Regions from separate parts of the Homo sapiens genome. Here all the other regions are linked to region 1. Evidence: chromatin loops called from intact Hi-C (ENCODE). Cell type or tissue: endothelial cell of umbilical vein. All regions are shown on one strand. Region 1 has its middle 200 kb from the start of COPS8-DT. Region 2 overlaps LOC105373949 (a long non-coding RNA gene). Region 3 has its middle 180 kb from the start of ACKR3. Region 4 overlaps COPS8-DT (COPS8 divergent transcript).

The links. A loop is a pair of places that touch in the nucleus more often than their neighbours do. Peaks named below come from ENCODE experiments on the same cell type or tissue, not always from the same donor. Only the 100,000 strongest peaks of a DNase experiment are listed, where the experiment ranks them.
Region 2: a loop joins it to region 1, with 1.9 times the contacts of the local background. A loop is called at or near these places in 4 of 110 quality-filtered maps.
Region 3: a loop joins it to region 1, with 2.5 times the contacts of the local background. A loop is called at or near these places in 6 of 110 quality-filtered maps.
Region 4: a loop joins it to region 1, with 4 times the contacts of the local background. A loop is called at or near these places in 3 of 110 quality-filtered maps.

Annotation. Positions count from the first base shown.
Region 1 is chr2:236,886,868-236,891,867 of GRCh38, forward strand. No RefSeq gene overlaps it. Among named protein-coding and RNA genes, the nearest start is that of COPS8-DT, 200 kb to the right of the region's middle. In endothelial cell of umbilical vein, no CTCF peak of the experiment used is centred here; DNase peaks (open chromatin) are centred at 884 and 2,544; H3K27ac peaks cover 3,391 bases.
Region 2 is chr2:236,774,774-236,779,773 of GRCh38, forward strand. LOC105373949 (a long non-coding RNA gene) reads left to right here. Exons shown (of 5, transcript XR_924026.3): 3 at 2,137-2,251; 4 at 2,627-3,112. Among named protein-coding and RNA genes, the nearest start is that of ACKR3, 210 kb to the left of the region's middle. RefSeq lists an enhancer at 1-125. In endothelial cell of umbilical vein, no CTCF peak of the experiment used is centred here; a DNase peak (open chromatin) is centred at 2,238; H3K27ac peaks cover 1,437 bases.
Region 3 is chr2:236,745,976-236,750,975 of GRCh38, forward strand. No RefSeq gene overlaps it. Among named protein-coding and RNA genes, the nearest start is that of ACKR3, 180 kb to the left of the region's middle. In endothelial cell of umbilical vein, no CTCF peak of the experiment used is centred here; a DNase peak (open chromatin) is centred at 2,856.
Region 4 is chr2:236,995,790-237,000,789 of GRCh38, forward strand. The region is part of intron 1 of COPS8-DT (COPS8 divergent transcript); the gene reads right to left. Among named protein-coding and RNA genes, the nearest start is that of COPS8-DT, 88 kb to the right of the region's middle. In endothelial cell of umbilical vein, no CTCF peak of the experiment used is centred here; DNase peaks (open chromatin) are centred at 2,632 and 3,132; H3K27ac peaks cover 2,052 bases.

The sequences.
Region 1 (5,000 bases):
AAAGTAATTGCGGGTTTTGCCATTTTTTAATGCATTTTAGTGCAATTACTTTTGCACCAACCTAATACAAGGAACAGCCGAGGAAAAGGCTGGTCTTGAGGCCCCATCCAGGGCCTAGGGCACCTTCTTCTACTAAGAAGGGAAGTTCACCCTCTTCCGAATCATCACCCACCAAAGTTCAGGGAGCTTCCCCTCAGCCCAAGGACACAGTGACATTGTGTATAAGACCTGGGCAGTTTCCAACCAGGTTGGTGCACAGGACACTGCTGGTTACTTGCTTATATTGTTCCCAAATATTGAATTCAACAAAGTAGTGTGGATAATCCATCATAGCTTATTACTCAAGACTGTGTTCACTTTATTTTAAGACAGCATTCATTATTTCCCCAGAGAATAAAAGTAATATATGAGTCTTATAAAAAACATTAAAAATAGAAAAGTATAAAAATGAAAATAAAATTACCTATAAACATACAATTCAGATATAGCTTCTGAGAATATTTTAATATTTTTCTTTTGCATTTTCATAGACTTTCCCCATGACCTTTAATATTCCATGAGAATATAATTTTTATAGGTTCATAATACACTGTATTATGGTTGTACCATAAATTATTTGGCCATGCTTCTGCCATTGGTTATTTAAGTTGCTTGTACTTTTCTCACTGTTATAAGTAAGATTGTATTGAACATCCTCGTACATAAGTCTCAGGCCACATGTTTTATTTGCTGGAACAACCTTTCCTTAACATCCAATGGCACGTGGCTGGCCCTCCACCCTCTTTTCCTGGAAGAGGCATTTGAATGAAACACTTGACAAATATTTATATGCTAGTAACCATGCTAGAATAACAGCCACAGTCTGCTATGACCTGAATTGAACCAGAAAATGCAGAGTGAAGGCAGGGGGAACACGGCTCGGGGTCCTCTCTGGTCAGGCCTGGAGCCAGCGCTTGTAAACTGTGGACTATCACCCACTGTTGAGAGGCCTCCTTTCGGCAGACTTCAGCACAGGGATGTGGACTTGTTTCTATGAAAGCCTGGAATTCCTGTAGGGGTAGTGCCGTAAAACCGGATCTTTACCTTCCTTATTTAAAGGACTTTTTTGCGCATAGACTGCCTGTCCTGGCCTCTCTCCCACTCTGGAAAGGAAGGGCTGAGAGAGAAAAACACACTGGAGATGCTGTTTTGGATGGAAACACACTCGCTGCCTGTTTCCCTGTGTGCCCATGGTTCTTCTAGGTGCTGGGAATAGACGAGTGAGATGCAGACAAGGCCCCAGTCCTCACGGCACTTATGTGCTATGAGGAAACAAGGAATGCACATACCCCATCGAGGAGGTGTCAGTCCATCTTCATGAGCCAAAAGGTGACATGTGCCAAGGAAACAGGAATAGAGCCTTGAGTGAAGCATCAGACCAGTACAGCCGACCTGGTGGGCCTTGGTGCAAAGGGAATGGAGCAAAGACTGGGAGGTAATGAGGGGATTCCCCAGGTGCTCCCCTGGGAGAAGAGAATTCTGCCCACAGGCCCTGCCACCAGCGAGGGCCTTGCGTGCCGTGGAGTGGGAGGAACCACAAGGTGAGAAGGGTCTGAGGATGTGGGCATGGAGGCATTGCAAGGACTTTGAATTTACTCTGAGAGATGAGTAGTCACTGGGAGGTTTGCAGCCCAGACAACCCACACGGTCATTTCAGGAAGCTTGAGAGAGACTCAGTATGTGGGGCAGCGGGCCCCCGTTTGTGGGGGCCACAGCGCAAACGCACCTGAGCCTGGAGCTGCTGGAACTCCTCTCTCTGCAGCCAGAGACCCAGGCTCACTCCTGGGCCTCCATTCCGCCTGCTGGATCAGCAAAAATGAAATGACTAAATGGGCTGTTGGATTTCAAAGAATTACAGCCCCACTCCAGTCCTTGAGAGAGAAGCAGAGGCCCTGTTCCCCTGCGTCTGTGTGGCCTGCTGCAAATAACGGGCTGGGTTTATGGCGAGGGGACGGCTGGGCGGTTGCTTGTCTAGAAACGCACCATGTGGTCCCTGCCTCCTCCTGAGCCTCAATGGCCGCCTGGGACATAGATAGCCAGACATCGCCAATTTCCAGGTTCAAAATTATATTCCCCCAACGTGAGTTAATCTTCCCATGAAAGGAAGAAATACTTTTCACTTCATGTTACTCTCTCTACTTTTTTTTTAAAGCATCAGATCTTTTATCTCTAGTATGACTATGGATGAAATATCACCAGCTTCATATTTCAAGATAATTTCCCTTCCAGCAAACATTCCCCTAGGAATAAAGACATGTAGTGCCCACACTGCTGGGCTGCTTTTTCCGCCTCTGTCTAAACAAGGCCCTGTGTGTTCCATCTGCTTGTCGGTTCCCAGTGTGCACTGGTCACTGCTGGGCTGAAAGGTCTCGCTTTTAGCTTCCTAGATAGGCCAGCGAGGTTAATAAGTTAATAAAATCCTATTTATCAGACTCCGGAGTCCATTTCCTCTTCCCCGTGGCTCATGGTTGTAATTATTCTTTATGGACTCTCGGTGTTCCTTTAGATCTGATTTCCTCGCACTCCCCTCCCATTTCCTGAAAGCCACGCCACAGAAGGAGAGAGTGGTCTTTTCTCTGGAAAGATGTCTGTTACTCATTTCCACCTTGGTGTCACGAAAGCTAGTCTGAAGGGATACGTTTAAATATTTAAAATTTTAAGATGCATGTGGAACAGCCTGGGTTGCTTCTCCTCCTGAGCAGATTAGGTTAGAAAGACCTGGGGGCCCCTGGATAACCCGGCGTAGCTGTCCAGGAGTGCAGAGATTGGGAACCAGATCCTGGGCTCTTGGCAGCTTCAGCTTTATCTGGAAAATTGGAGCCATCATTTCGACCATGCTCACATATGAAGATAAATGACAATAGCTTGCGTGAAAGTGTTTTTGAAAACAACAATAACAACAAAACACAGAAAAAGAAGGCATGATCTTGGCTGCTTTTGATGTGACTGTTTCCCTTAGCAGGGTGCCAGGGATATGGGGAATTTAGGCCAAATTAGCCGGAGCTTCTCTTATTAGCGAAGATTCGCTTATCAGGTTCCCTGCTGTCAGCTTGGAAGACCCAGAGTCTGACCCCGAATAATGAAATAGAGGACAAATGAAGATTCTGTCTCTGAGCAGGACTCGGGATGGGGAGCAGTGGGCCCCAGCTGGAGGGGCGCAGGTCAGGCTGTAGGGCCCCTGGAGCTGGCTCCCTGGCTTGAGAGAAAGGGCCACAGTCACCTTCGCCTGCCCAGGCCCAGTCGTCTTTCTCGGGAGTGGCGGAATGTAGCTTTCTACCCTACGGGCTCCTGCGCCTCACAGTGCTGGCTTTGGGTTTCTTCTGGGTCTCTGTGCTAACTTAGGCTCCGACGTTTCTAACTTTGGCCAAGAAGGTTTTGTATACGAATTTATAGTGTACTGTATATGTGTGTGTGTGTGTGTGTGTGTACGCGTGCACACCAGCACATGCACTTTTTAAAACAACTAGGAATCTTCTCAGCAAACACTATTCCTTGTCTACTCCCTTCTCTTGAAGATGGTCACTGAGTGGCTACGGAGACACAAACTTGGAGGAAAGCACCCTGGCCTTGCCAACAGTGGAGAGTGCCCCAGGGCCAACCCCGATGAATCTCTGCCAGATGAGGTGCAGAAGGGGATGGGGCAAAGGAAGCAGATACTCCCCCACGTGACTTCCCCACAGGAGCCACTTAACCAGAGGAAGACAGTGATATGGTTTGGCTGTGTCCCACCCAAATCTCATCTTGAACTGTAGTTCTCGTAATCCCCATGTGCTGTGGGAGCAACACGGTGGGAGGTAATTGAATCACGGGGGTGGTTACCTCCATGCTGTTCTGGTGATAGTGAGTGAGTTCTCACGAGATCTGATGGTTTTATAAGGGACTTTTCCCCTTTTGCTCAGCACTTTTCCTTGCTGCCGCTATGTGAAGAAGGATGTGTTTGCTTCCCCTTCCTCCATGATTATAAGTTTCCTGAGGCCTGCCCAGCCCTGCAGAACTGTGAGTCAGTTAAACTTTCTTTATAAATTACCCAGTCTCAGATATGTCTTTACTGGCAATGTGAGAACGGACTAATACAGATGGGCAGAGAAAGGTCTCCGTGCCAGCATCTAACCTGGTGATCAAGGATGGAAAGAAGAGTGGGGCCACACCATGTAGAGACTCCTCTGAGCCAATTTCACTTGAGGGCCTTGGCCTACAAGCCAAACAAACAAACAAACACATAAACAAACAGGGGGGCTATGGCTGCCAAAATACACAGAGGCACAGCCCCCAGGTGGCCCCCAGCTTCCTTGCCCCCACATCCTGAACACCCCTCTGCACAGTAACAAGCTGGCAGAGAAAAACTACAAGCAATTTAAAATTTCTTCCCTTTCCTCTATCTGACCTTCAGAGAACTAGTCTGAGATCTACGACAACTTCAGAATCCATCTCTGCCCAACCCTGGACAGGCACAGACTTCCCTCTGCAAGAATATAAAAGCAAGCACATAAACCACAACCAACTAGGCATCTGAATCTATTAATTAATTCAACATCCATTGAATAAGTCAAAAGAGGAAGATAATATGATCAATTAATAAATGCCAAAGAGCTCCTTGGCTAAAATCCAACCTATCTTAATTAATTTCACCTACACATGCACTAAACAAACAATCCATGTGATATGAGATTCTGTTGCAGTTCTCTAATGTGGTTCTTAAAAAATCTCAAAACAAAAATCATTGTCATGCTTCACTGTGACACAATAAAGCCATTCAAATTAAAGTCAAGACAATGAAAAGGATGCCTATGTTCACTGTTGTTATTTAATATGGTTTTGGAAATACCAGCCAATGCAATTAGATAAGAGATCATTTGAAGATGGCATTAGTGTGTGTCTAGAAACACAAAGTAAATCAAGCGAAAACATTATTAGAATCAATAGGAGAATTCAGTTAGGTGGTCTTAAAATTACTATGCAAA
Region 2 (5,000 bases), 110 kb before region 1:
TTATGATGTTGTAGATCTACGTTCTATTGTATCAACAAATGAAGAAGATGGAATGTTCACTTCAACACTTTTCTTATTGTAGATGAAATATTTGCTCATGGAAATCATTTAGGAAATATAAAAACATGTAAAAAAGAAAATGAAAATCACTTGTAAAATCACAGTTAATCACTGTTAACATTCCAATGCATTTTCTCGGAGGTTTTATTCTTTATAGCATGGTTTAGAGCCATTTCTCAAAGCTGAAGGAACATATGCATCATCTGGGGATCTTGAGAAAATTCAGGCTCTGATTCAGAAGGTGCGAGTGGGGCAGGGTCTGGTGCTGATGCTCGGGTCCTGGAACCGCACGTTTGAATATGGAGGGTTAGAGCTGGGACTTGGGCTGCAAATGCCACTTTTACCAGGCAAGAGTGCTGACAGCAGATTATTTGACCTCTCTGAGCCTCAGTGTTCTCATATAAAATGGGGATAGTATCTACCTGTAGAAAGTTTGAAAAGAACAAATGAGGTAAACTAAGCTGAGTTTTGCCTGTTAACCTGGCATATAATGAGTGTTCCATACATTGTAACTACATTAAAATGAGCCAATTTTTCATCAGGACAATGAAGTTTGTGTATAGGGCTTAATATCCGGCTTACTTTCTCTTGACGTCATATAGTGAGCATTTTTCCAATATTAAAAATTCTCTGAAAACATAATTTTAATAGCTGTATTTTAACAACTCCCACTGTGCAGATAGGTCATAATTTATTTGAGCATTTAAGATGTGGAAATAGTTGCTTTTTTGTGTATTTTTAATAATCTAGTGAAATCCTGTTAACATAGTAGATATTTTATGAGAGTTACTGGTTAAAAATGTGTATTATACTTTCCTTTTCTGGAAAACGAGGGTTACAGGCATTTTTAGAAACAACAGCTGTAGCAACTTACAGACTCTCAGGCAGGGATTTTTTTTTTTTTTTTTTTTTAAGTTCTGAGGGTTTCTAACATCCTAAGGGCTCTTGACAAAAGTTAAAGAAAAACGGTTATATTACTCTTCCTCAAAGAACACTGCAACACAAAACCAACAAACAAAATCATTATACTTCTAACTACAGTGAGTAAAATTAGAGATCTTCAGACAAAGATGTTTCATGCCTTTGCTCCCAGTGATTGAGAAGATAACTATAGAGAAGAAAGTGAGCAAATGTGGGAATAATCCCTGACATTTTACAAAAGAATTGCAAACACTTTATGATCCTTTTGTACTTTAAGAGGTATTATTTTTGTCTATTTCATAGGCACTAACCCATTTCAAAGACATTTCATAGACACGTTATGGAATTTATTTGAACCTTTGGAATGATGTTCATTTGGAATCCTTCGTAGGCATTTTCCAAGGTTCCCATCTGAGTGGGCTCCTGGAAGCCTGCTGTGAACCAGGGCTGTGTGCGTGGTTATCCCCACAGTGGGAAGCCGGAGCTGGGTCCAGGCCGGGGTTGTGACCACTAAGGTGGGCTGCATGGCAAGGTATCCACCTTCGATGGAGCAGTTTTCATAAGACTAGGGGGTGCTTCGTTGGCAGCAGCTTTTGCCTATGGCACAGGATAAAGGTTAATTGTTTTACTATCTTTATCAAGGATTTTGAAGTGTGGTGAGCGTGAGAGACTACGTAACCAGAGTAGGGCGATGGCCTGTGGCCTCCATTCCCTTTGCCTCATAAGGGCAAGTGTAGCTGCGTGGCACTCAAACCTCTGAAAACGTTCTACTGAGATCCAGACCTTGCAGATGTGAATTAGACATTCACAAAAAGCCTCTGGTGAGAAGCTGTTATTCCCACCAAATTCTATTATTCTCTGGCTAGTAGACCCCAAAGTTCTCTCCCCAGAAAAGTGTGCAAACTACAGCTGAACCTTTTAAGTATCGTGGTCTACTCTTCCCCTGAGACCTGTCTCTCCATCATCCACCAGCCACTGGCTCTAGAAACACAGGCCTCTGGTTAAACCCTGTGTCTGCCCCACTGGAACCACTCTGCCAGGTCACCTCTCCTGGGATTTGTCATGGACTGAGCTCTATGCTTTTGGTTTTTCCTTGTGGGAATCATAAGAAAACCATGAGTCATGCCCGGTGTCTCTTGGCATATTTCTTTCTAGATTCCCGCAAGGAGCAAAGAGATTTTTGACTTTGTCTTCTTTTATTGACATTGAGGAGAAGCTTCTGACTCAGGCGAGCCTCACAATAAGCTGTTTTTCAACTTCAGTAGACCCGGTATGTGTTCATCTGCTCTGATACTGTTTTTTTTTGTTTTTTTTTTTTTTTTTAAATCAGTAATCATGTTTATCCTGGGCAGCGTTGCCAGGACAAATATTATTTCATTGGTTTTAACATCTGTTCACATGAAATCTGATATTCAAATTCACCCCGGCCTGTTCCCTGATAGTGAATATACGTTAATGTGCCCCAGGGGCAGCTCACACCCAGCGTCTGTAACCAGCACCAGTTGTTTTCACCTTTGGGGGATGTGTGCATTTCTTTTTTTATTTTCTGAAGTAATGCATGTTCATTTTAACACATTTAAATGAGACCAAAATAAAGTTACAAAGGAGTGCTTCCCCACCTTTCCTTTCTTCTCCTCCTCAGCAGGACCTGCTAAGGTGAGGTGTTCTGGAAGGGTCTCTGCTCCTAGCAGTCACTGGCAGCTTGCCCAAATTGGAGAAGTTTAACATCTCTTTTCTCTGAGAAGTAAAATGTGTTTCTTTGGTGGATGTGAAACCAACAAACCACTGTGGTGCCTCTCTACATCTGAAGGATGAGCCAGCCAAGCCAGGGGAACTGACGACCCCACACACGTCTGCACTGCTGTGGCCGTGTTGAACACGGACTCCTTCTTCAGGGCAGCCTTGGGCCATCGGAGGGCTGCTGTATGCAGTGACGGCCACCAAGTGTCCTTGGCCAGGGGAGTGATTTACAGGGACTGAGATCCTGACTTGTGACCCAGACACGAATGCATCCTTGTTCCATTTTGTTATTGCTCAACCGTCATCTGGCCATCCCCAAAGCCCACCTCTGTGAGAAAGGCCAGTGCTTGTCCTCGTGACACCCCTGAGACCTCGATGGAGCAAGTCCCAGGTAAGAAGGATCCAGGTCACTAACACACAGGGACACTTTGCTCCTGGACCTGCTGGCTGTCCCTCTAGTCATGGAAGGGTTTATGCTCACAGCAGTCCGAGACTGGAAATGTTCTTCCGTAGAGTGGGAAGTCACTTCATCCACTCAAGCTGCTGGAGGTAACTATAAGGGGCCAGGTTTTAAGAAGCTTGGCTTAAGAGCACCTTTAAAAATTATGAGTGGAAAACATGTCATGCCTAAATGAGCTGCTGGTGTCTGCCTCCATTCATGCAGAAGCTGGTCTGTGACCTTACACACATCTTCTTTTTTAGGAATTACTGTGAAGTCCAAATGGGCCCCAAAGCTGCCTGCCCCTAAGAAGGCCTTCTTATATTTACCCAGAGGTCTGTGCCTTGATTGAAAGGATAATATGAGGCAAAGGGAAGAAGCTGAAAATTTATTGGATGTTTTTAAGGAATTTATTTTATTTTAAAAATGTTTAATTGTGCTAAAATACATATGAAATGTATCATCCTAATCGTTTTAAGAGTACATTTCAGTAGTAAGTACATTCACATTTTTGTGCAATTTTCGTCAACATCTCAAGAAGTTTTTCATCTCCCCCAACTGACACTCTGTCCGCACTAAACGCTAACTTCCTACTCCCCTCTCCCTCCCCTAGTAACCACCATCCTACTTTCTGTCTCTATTTTCTGTCTCTATCACTTTGACTGCTCTAGGGACCTCCTATAAGTGGAATCATACAGTATTTGCTTTCTGTGTCTGGCTTATTTTACTTAGCACGTCTTCAAGGTTCATCCATGTCAGAGCATGTATCAGCCTCTTCTTCTTTTTAAAGGCTGAATGATATTCCATTGTATGGATAGACCACATTTTATTGTTGTTGTTGTTGTTGTTTTGTGACGGAGTCTCGCTCTGTCGCCCAGGCTGGAGTGCGGTGGCGGGATCTCCGCTCACTGCAAGCTCCGCCTCCCAGGTTCACGCCATTTTCCTGCCTCAGCCTCCCGAGTAGCTGGGACTACAGGCGCCCGCCACTACGCCTGGCTAATTTTTTGTATTTTTAGTAGAGACGGGGTTTCACCGTGTTAGCCAGGATGGTCTCAATCTCCTGACGTGATCTGCCTGCCTTGCTCTCCCAAAGTGCTGGGATTACAGGCGTGAGCCACCGCGCCGGGCCAGACCACATTTTGTTTATCCAGCCATCCACTGAGGGGCATTTGGGTTGCTTCCGTGTTTTAGCCATTGTGCGTGCTGCCGCTATGAATATTTGTGTATGAATATCTGTTGAAGTCTCTGCTTTCATTTCTTTTGGGTATAAATCCAGATGTGGAATTGCTGGATCGTATGATAATTATATGTTTAATATTTTGAGGACCTACCATTGTTTTTTCACAGTGGCTGCACCATTTTATGTTCTCACCAGGAGTGTACACAAGAGTTCCAATTTCTCCACATTCTTGTCAACTCTTATTATTTTCTGTTTTTGATAGTAGCCATCCAAAAGGGTGTGAGGTTATATCTCACTGTGGTTTTCATTTGTTCTTCCCTAATGATTTATGATGTTGTATTAGTCAGGGTTCTTTAGAGGGACGGGACTAATAGGATAGATGTATATATGAAAGGGAGTTTATTAAGGAGTATTGACTCACATGATCACAAGGTGAAGTCCCACAATAGGCTTCACCAATAGGCCGTCTGCATCAAATGGCCATCTGCAATCTGAGGAGCAAGGAAGCCAGTCCAAGTCCCAAAACCTCAAAAGTATGGAAGCTGACAGTGCAGCCTTCAGTCTGTGACCAAAGGCCCGAAAGCCCCTGGCAAACCACTGGTGTAAGTCCAAGAGTCCAAAGAACTTGGAGTCTGATATTCGAGGGCAGGAAGCTTCCAG
Region 3 (5,000 bases), 140 kb before region 1:
GAACAATCCCCCAGGGCGTGAGACACAGAATTGCACCAGTGGCCTGTCTGCCACCCAGCTCTGAAACACAAGCAGGCTTATCCCGTCAAGATTGAACCTGTGTGCTGAATGCTGTGAGCTCCCAGGCCAGCATGAGGGTGGCCAGGTGGGGAAGATAATCTGGATTTGCATGCCAGCTCCTTTGCTGGAGATGGCTGATGCTTTGTGTTTGTTTCGAATATTATTTCCATGGTTCTTTTATTAAAATCAGCTGTTGGGCTCCCACAAATTATTCTTAGCTCGACAGACCAAAACAAATGTCAAATAGTGAAAGTGTCATTCGAGTCCTAAAATGGGGAGTAGGCTGTAATCTTGTGTCTTGTAAAGATATAAAAATAGGACTAGGCAGAACCCTGTCTAAGGTATAAAAGAAAGAGAAAATCAGTGCAGAAGACAGAGTAGGAGATTCAGCTAGGATGGAAGATGAAAAGATACCCTTGGCTTTCTAGAAGCTTTCCCAGTTACTGTTTTGTTTGTTGTTTGTTGTTGTTATTTATCTTTTTAATTTCATCTCTTCTTTAAATCAGCCCAACAGAAACAGAAAACAAAAGTTCCTTTCAGTTTTATCAAATCTGGAAAAAAATCATTTAATCATTAAAAAAGTCTACTGTGCTACTTACAAAAACAAAAAAGTTGACTATTTCCCTCTGCACTGCTCTCCCCTCTTGAGATCAAGTATACAGAAGCACTTCGATGATCAAAGCATGTAGCCCCATCACATCAAGAGATGAGGATATCAGCTCCTTTCTATTTATTTCTATGGATAGGAATAGTGCTGTTATGTTGCCTCATCTCGATGGATTAGTGGAAAGCATTATGCTCTTCACAATGACCGTCAATACCCTAGGTGAGAGGCAGGGCTGGCCTCAGCAATTCTTCCGGGTGACAGCCTCTAAGCAGAAGCTTGAGGGGACAGTGCCATGGCAAGGCTGCAGGTGGGTGCCGGCAAAGCCAGACATCGGGGAGCTTGCAATTCCAATAACCCACCCCCTGGGACCCACAACAGGGAGGGTCATGACCCGAGAGCCACACTAGCGAATCGCTCCATCTACCTGGCAGGACCACCACACACGGTCCCCCCATCTCAGAACCCCATCTCAGCACCGGGGCTGTGGGGCAGGCGAGGCTTTGGGTAGTGGACAGGGCTGTAGAAGGACATTTCCTGGATCGCAAGACCCCTCTTCCCCTCACCTAAGCATTTCTCTGAAATCCAGGATGCAATTCCATTTATGTGGAAGTGTTTCCTTATTATTTCTATTTTAAAAAGTATTGTCAAAGCCCCTTATCAAATCAATGGTGCATCTGACATAAACATGAAACAGTCAGATGCCATCGTGGTGTGGCAGAGAGTGATGGGAAGATGAGGGGGTTGATTTTTATTCTTCCATTAAATGTCTGGGTTGACCCTGAGTGGAACTTAAATTCCTTACCTACTTAATTTAGTGTCTTTATCTCTAAAATGAAGAGGTTAAACTGGATTATTTTCAGGGTCTTTTTTGAACTAGCAAGCACAGGAGTCCACACATAATTAAGCGCTGCAAACGTGGGGGCGCGGATCAGAGTGGCCAGAGGCAAAGCAAGTTGTATGAGGCTGATGGAGGCAGGTCCCGTGGGATGGGAGGCCCCTCAGAGGGCCTGCAGGGAGCCCGTAGAACTCCCTGGGGACAGGCCTGAGTGCTCTGACAGGGGGATGGGGAGGTGACAGAGGGAGGCTGGGCACTTGGACCTGTGTGAGAAGGAGAAACGTGAAAGCAACTCTGTACCCAACAACAAGCAAATAAAAATGTAGTTCCCCCCCACCATGTGCCATCATGATAAAAGCAAAAGATGGCACTTTGTTGTTTTTAAAAGGATATTCCTTGCAACCCAAATATCCCCTAAATAATTTGTCACCCCTTCAGTTATGCTCCAAGTGGCAGTTAAGTTTCCCTTGGCACACAGATCCACTGGAGAAATGGAATATTTGGTTACATTCTCCTGTAGAGGGAGGGAGGCCTGAGGGTGTGCTTGTGTTTCTAGGAAACAGCCGGTGCTTCAGCGCTGACCCCACACCTGAGTGACTGTCCAGGTCTGGGCAAAGGGAAAGCCGACATTAGTGTCTGGGGACAGCATGCTCATTGCAGCCTGAGGCCTCATCCTCAGCCCACACACTGAAGGTGTGAGACGTGCAGGCCCCCACATGGGGACAGACCTCCTTTCTCCTGTTTCTGCTCGGACAACCTGTGCAGCTCTGCTCACTGCTGCTGGAGTTTGGGAGTTGGGACCCCCTCTCTACCATGCACACAGAATCCCCAAGCCCCAGACATCCAGGAAACACCACCAGATCCCTCATGTCTTGGTTCTGTCTTTTTCAGGCCCCCAGCAGGAAGTGGCTGGCTCAGGAGGTGGTGTCTCAGGTACTGCAGGAGTCATCCGTCTTCTCTTCTGCACTGGGGAGTCATTCTCTGACCTTGGGTTTACCTTTCAGAACGCTCCCAGCTCTGGACACAGGGCTTGGTGGGGACCTCCTTCGGAAGTGTCACCCTGAGGCAGAGCCAAATGCCGCAGCAACCGCCTCTCCTCCACCCTCTTCCTCCTTCAATGCAAGATTGCAATGAGATTGGCCCATAGGGCGGTTCAAAGAAGCAAAAAGTTATGATTAGGAAATACCGGTATTAAATAATTTCCCTTGGTTTCATTTCCTCTTATGACTGAATCCCAGCAGGGCCTCCCAATTCTTTTCCTTCAATTGGCTGTTTTATGTCCAATTCCAGGACGGGCTGGGTCCCGACTGTAAGCATCCCCCAACCCTCCCAATCCCTCCTTTGAGTCCTGACCATTTAGCCCAAGACAATTTTAAAATCGCAGAAGCTTAAGGCTGGAAAGCATTTTGACAGGTCCCCCAGGCTAACGTTATATGCGTTTTCTCCTGTTTTGCCTGAATTGAGCCAGAGGAGGGCTGAGCGCCTCATGTTCCCCTGAAGCATGCGGGCTTTGGAGGTGGCCAGGCTGGGCTGGCTCCTTCAGGGACAGCCCTGAGGCTCCCTCCCTGCAGCTGCTCACGCTGCAGCTGGCCTGCTGCCTGGACTTTCAGGGAACACCTACAGTGGGCCAGGCATTGTATGAAGGTAACTAGAACTAGGCTCCTGAAAACTTTAGTGGAAATAGCAGCGCTTTGCATTAAGTAAGATGTGGGCTACCTTACCCTCCAGAAGGGAGAGCATGTCCCAGTCCACATGTATTTCAACCAGTATCTTTTTAAAGAAGAATGGTACAACTAGAATACTCAGGGTGTGGCCTGGCTGGTGCCCAGGGTGACGGGGCCATGCCTCCGTGGGGACGCCACATTTGTAACTATGCCTGCATCTAGACCCATCTAATGTTTTAGTGTGTGGTTGATGAAAGCCACTGATATTTTTCTGCACCATGCTTTTGAAATTTGATATTTGGATGAATTATTCAATTCCCCTGATATTTCTGAGCTGCTTTTTCTGAGTCAGGCACTGGTGGTTTGGTGACACACAGGGAGACGTGCTCCAGGCCCCCGTGGCACTCACAGTGCAGCAGGAAGACAAATCACCTGCTTCACACAAGTCGGTGTTTGGTTACAATTGTGGGAAGAGTTTTGAGGAGAGGAAAGTGTGCTTGCTGAGGAATAATGGCCAGGAAAGGATTCCTGAGGAAGGGACATTCACATGGAGACCTCCAGGATCACTGGTGTCAGCCCGGAAGCAAAAGGAATTCCCAGGAGAGGAAAGAGCTCATGCAAGGACCCTGAGACCTCACACTGGGCGGAGAGAGACCCTGAGTCTCCACACTGAGCAGAGAGAGACCCTGAGACCTCATACTGGGTGGAGAGAGACCCTGAGTCCCCACACTGAGCAGAGAGAGGCCGAGTCCTCACAATGGGTGGAGAGAGACCCTGAGTCCCCGCACTGGGCGGAGAGAGACCCTGAGTCTCCACACTGAGCAGAGAGAGGCCGAGTCCCCCCACTGGGCAGAGAGAGACCCTGAGTCCTCACACTGGGTGGAGAGAGACCCTGAGTTCCCACACTGGGCGGAGAGAGGCCCTGAGTCCCCACACTGGGCGGAGAGAGACCCTGAGTCCCCACGCTGAGCAAAGAGAGGCTGAGTCCCCACATTGGGCAGAGAGAGACCCTGAGTCCCCACACTGGGCGGAGAGAGGCCCTGAGTCCCCATGCTGGGTGGAGAGAGGCCCTGAGCCCCTACACTGGGTGGAGAGAGACCCAGAGTCCTCACACTGGGTGGAGAGAGACCCTGAGTCCCCACAATGGGTGGAGAGAGGCCCTGAGTCCCCACACTGGGCAGAGAGAAGCAGAGTCCCCACACTGGGTGGAGAGAGACCCTGAGTCCCCACACTGGGCAGAGAGAAGCAGAGTCCCCACACTGGGTGGAGAGAGACCCTGAGTCCCCACGCTGGGTGGAGAGAGACCCTGAGTCCTCAAATCAGGTGGAGGGAGACCCTGAGTCCTCACAGTGAGCACAGAGAGATGTAGGTGGAGCTAAGGCACACAGGGGCTGAAGACCAGGCAAGGACATGACTCCTCATCCTAAAAGCAACGGGAAACCCAGGCCTTTGGTCTAGACTTATCCCATATTAGATTGGCTTTTTCAAGGGTCAGTTGGGACACTGTGTAGAGATTGGCGTGGTCTGGAGTTGGAGGAAAAGACAGCAGGCAGAAGCTGGATCCAGGTGAGTCATGAAGGTGAGGCTTCAGAGGGCAGGTGTATTGAGAGGTCCAGTGGACAGGACTTGGTAATGAACCGGCTGACCAGCTTGTAGACTTGGCAATGGAGGAGTCAGATGCTCTGAAAGGGATCAGGAGAAAGGAAGAAGGACTGGGAAAGGGATGAGGCAAGACTTACTCAGAGTTCTGTCTGATGTGCCTTTCAGTCCTCCGTCTTAGCCCATGCATACTACTGTAAAGAATACCTAACACTCAGTGGCTTATAAACAACAG
Region 4 (5,000 bases), 110 kb after region 1:
CCACCTCCCACTTTTAAGCGATTCTCCTGCCTCAGCCTTCTGAGTAGCTGGGATTACAGGCACGTGCCACCACACCCAGCTAATTCTTGTACTTTTAGTAGACACAGGGATTTGCCATGTTGGCCAGGCTGGTCTCGAAATCCTGACCTCAGGTGATCTGCCCGCCTTGAGGCATTGAGTTTTATAAACTTGTTATCAATGTTTACTTACTCCTTCATGTCCATTTCATGTGGTTTATTTTATACAAATCTTCCCTGTTATTACCTTCCACATTTTGATCATTGCTCAGTTCTCAGGAGATCTTTCCTGGCAACTTTCACAGTGGGGGAAGGGGCCCTTCCTGAGATCGTTGTGATTGTGGCCACAGGAAGGGACGATACTTGGCAAGATTGGATGCTGGGGCCACAGATGTCCCCTCAACACTCAGAAGCTGCGGGTCCACTGTGACTGATATATCTTGCTGCAAAGAAGTGAAATGCCTGTTTTGTTTTGTTTTGTTTTGTTTTGTTTTGTTTCAGCAGGTTGCCTGTATTTCTGGAATTTTGAAATCTTCACAGAGATGTATCTAATTGTATGCTTTTCTTCTTAAAATCCAAAATGCAAATCGTTTCACTTTTTTTCTGATTATAAAAGTAATAAATACTCAGTTTTCTGGAGGAGCCAATCTACTATTGACTACTTGATTAGAAACAAAACAAAACTTACGAAGCATCCTTCCCAGTTTATACTACTCCCTTTTCTCTCTAAAGAATGTCCTCAAATCTCTTTGAGAATGTGAATTGGTTATTTCAGAGTTATCTTGTGCTCCTGAGGCAGGCTGTCAGCATAGGGAGGTATTTGTACAGGTTGGTCCCTTCTTTAAAACCATGGATGCTGTTCAGATATCTCACAATTTCCAGTTTGCTGGGTGTTCCAGTGGAGAGATGTGTTAGTTCCTGAGCCCTCAGCTGAGGATCTTGAGAGGCTCCTGACCCCTGGAGCCAGGTTCCTTTCAGAGTTGCCACAGAGCCTGTCCTCTGATCTGCTTGGGGGATGTATCCCCAGTAGGTCATATTCTTTGTAGTATTTAATTCACATATAAACACGAACAATATCTCATATTACTGGCTAATTTTAAATTAGAAATGTTCTGTTACTTGTACCTCTTTAAGGAAGAGACCACACATTTCTACTTTTTATTCCCCTTAACACTTACACTGTTCGAAGGTAATACATCAACTGACTTGTTTGCATGGTGGAATTATGGAAAATACAAAATATAGGCATGTTTGCTAGACAGATATTTGAATGTAATATTTTATTCTTTCTTCTAGGTCGCTTGGAAAGGGTCCTGACCCACCCACCATGTCAAGCAATTATTTTTCTGGACAGCTTCCTGATGTCCCCAAGGAGAGAGAGAGCGTGACAGCCAGTGAGGGAAAGCATGCCACAGGTCCCGCCTGCTAACCTGGCAGGAGGGTGCTTGCAACACCTAATTTATCAACGCTTGTTTTCCCTGCTGGAGCCAAGTACACAAAATCACTCCGCCAACAGAGAAAGAGAAAGGGGAAGCCATTCTTCACCTTTTTCAGTAATGTATTTTTGTTTTGGTCAATTTCCCAGATAAATTATGGTCTTGTCTCATTGCTGCATTGGTGGAATTCTTGCTAGTGTTATTTAGTACATTTTAAAGCTGTGTGAAACCAAAAGGTACTTAAAAAAAAAAAAAAAAGGAAAGTTAACCAAATTGAAGGGTAAATTTTTTACATTGTTCCACTGGCTCCAGTTGGAGCTTAATCATCACGACCCTTCCTTCAGTCCACAGCGCCTGCTTCAAGATGCAGCAGAAGTCAAAATTGCAAGAGTCTGGATGTTTTGCTTTCGTGTAACTCATTAGGCATTTCCCCCTGTGCTATGATAAATGTCTCTCTCAACCAGAAATTTTATCTCACCTGTGTATGTCCCTATTTCACTCTGCGGAATCACTCTCAGGAAATACAAGCTAATGATGTCTGTGGTTCTGAAATTTCCTTGTTATTATTTGTTTAAGACATTTTTTAAAAAAACCTGTGGACAGCTTATTAAAAGGATGCTGAGCAATGAAAACATTATTAGACCATATTATTGTTTATTGTACCCAGATGTCGTGCATTTTACACATCCCAAAGGATTAGTAGTAATGTTGGATACCAAAATCTTACTTTTCCTTGCAGATATTGAGACTAAATTTTTCTCATTAAAAACAAAACATTTACACTGAACAAATGGTGCGTGTCCGGGTGAAGCATCAGGTCTCAAGAAGGCAACACTGCTCAAACGAGACTTAGGACAGAACTGGAGACCAAAACAAAGCTGAGGCTACTGTTGGAAATACTGGTCTAAAAAAAGGAAGAGTGTGGTATGCTTGTTTTTTAGTTTTATAGAATTTTCCATTTGGAAAGGAGAGAAATGCATACATCCAAGCTGAAATAAACCATTCTAGCAAACATGCCGAGGAATAATTTTCAAGAATGTTTTGTTTTTAATGAAAAGGAAAGCAAATCAAAGAAAACCTGGGTAAGTGTTAAAGAGTACTAAATTTATAGTAAGGTTCAGGCAATCTGCCCACTGCAATCAGAAAGGTTTGGGCTGTTAGTCATTTAAGACACACAATGGGAAAATAAACAAAGAAGGAGGAAGGGGGAATGGTAAACTGTAGTTTGGCAGCAAAATTAGTCCAGCTAGTTCCATTACATATTAAACCATGTCACAAAGCAAATAATTGAAATAATGAGGAGCTCATTTTTTAAAAGATATATAGAGTAGCATAACAGAATCAACAAAAATAAGACTGTTTTATATAACAATTCAATAGACAATAAATAAGCACTCCATTTGGGGAAAAGAATCACACAATAAATGATGCTGGGATGGCTTGTGAGTAATTTGGAGAAAACTGATCTAGAATGAGAGCGAGTATTCCACATTCGCCACTCTCTTGTCTTTTGGCTTTCTATCACCTTGGCCAATGGAGGAAGACAGCAAAAAACAGGAAGGAGGAAGAGTATGAAGGGAGTCATTTCTCCCCGGCACTCCATGCCAGGTTGCTCCAGAAGGCTGTGTCTCTGTCCTAAGGGCTACAGCTTGGCTTGGGCAGTCTTTCCATACAACTCTCCAGGTTCGGGAAATTGCTTACTCATCTGCCCCTGCAAGTGCAGGGATGACAATCACTTCCAGCTGAGCTGAGCCCAGCATGCTGCATCATTCTTTGTTGATGTCCCTCAACTCCGCTGGCGCTATCTTGATTATCCTTAGGCTTACCTCAGTTCCCCAGTCCTAGTGGGCCTTCTGGTTCCTCCTGGGGCACTGACTGATCCAGGTGCCCTGGGGTTCAGTCGCTAAGTTTCAGCTTCCTATGTGATGGGGTTTGGTTCTGTCCTTGTCTAAATCTCATGTTGAATTGTAATCCCCAGTGCTGGAGGTGGGGCCTGGTGAGAGGTGACTGGATCATGGGGTGGATTTCTCACGAATAGTTTAGTGCCGTTCCGTTGGTGCTATCCTCATGATAGTGAGTGAGTTCTTGCAAAATCTGGTCATTTAAAAGTGCTCCTGCTTTTGCCATGTGATGTGTGACATGCGTACTCCCGCTTCACCTTCCACCACGATTGTAAGTTTCCTGAGGCTTCCCCAGAAACTGAGCAGATGCCAGTATCATGCTTCCTGTACAGCCTGAGGATCCATGAGCCAATTAAACCTCTTTTCTCTATAAATTATCCAGTCTCAGGTATTTTTTATAGCAATGCAAGAACAGCCTAATACTGTGCAATTTCAGAATCCCAAGTTTCTCTATTTACCCAAGACCGGGGGGTGCTCCCGCGGCCTGATTCATGCTCACAGACATGCAAATGGATGGGGGGTGTGAATTAACATAATGCTCTAACTCAAGTCATTCTCACCAGGCAATTCTGCCCCCCAGGGGACATTGGCAATGGCTGGAGACATTTTTGGTCACCACAACCTGTTGGGGAGGGTGAGGGGTGCTACTGGCTTCCGGTAGGTGGAGGCCAGGGATGCTCGCAAGCATCCCCAGTGCACAAGACAGCCCCCACGATGACGTACGACCCTTCCCGAACGTCCACAGTTAGTGCTTCCCTTGTGACCTTGTGAAGCCCTGCTCAGATTGTGAGGAGGATGATGCATTCACAGAGGCCAGTCTGCAAAGCACACTCTTCTCTCAAAGTTGATAAACCAATCTGGAAAACAAAATTTCTACCATTGACCCACTGGTGAGCACCAACCAGAGGATGAGGGGTTGGGGAGTGGCCTTAAGAGGAACAGTACTTGAGAGCTGTTGGGCTCTGAATGCCCAGTTTCTCTATCTCCACCCAGGGGATGGACCTCTCATGGGAACTGGGCAGCTCCTGCGGCAGCTCAGAAGAGCCTGCTGGTGTGCCTGGGTGGGGAGTGTGTGGGACACAGCCTCTGTGCAGGCTGCAGGGAGTCAGCCCAGGTTCCAGCACTCACTGTTCCCTGAGGTTAGTTTATTTCATCGCTGTTAGATTCTGTTTCATTATTCATCACATGTGGGTACTAACAGTGGCAAATTGTGTAGCGCTATAAGGGAATTCAATGAGATAATGCATGTGAGAGGCTTACGCTAACCTCCTGTGAATGTGGTCCTACAATGAGAGGCCTAGAGTCAAACCCCTTGTAGAAAACACTAGGTTAAATAAAATTAACCTGGATTTGCTTGTTTTCCTTGTAGGGCCTCTCAGGGCATTTAAAGCATTATTGAGCATTTCAGCTCTCTAAGAAAGGGGAACAATATACAGAGGTCTGCATACTCAGGCACCCTCAATCCCTGTATTACCTTACAGAAGTGACCTTCTCCAGCACACACCGCCGGAAACACTACTGAACCTCTGAGCACGCTGGCAAATGACTCAGTTCCTGGTGTATATATACAGGTGCCTGAGCTCATTAATTTTCTATTGGTCACTGTGAGCTTCTCTTTCAGAGGGTGGCATTTTCTAGTTGCTCCA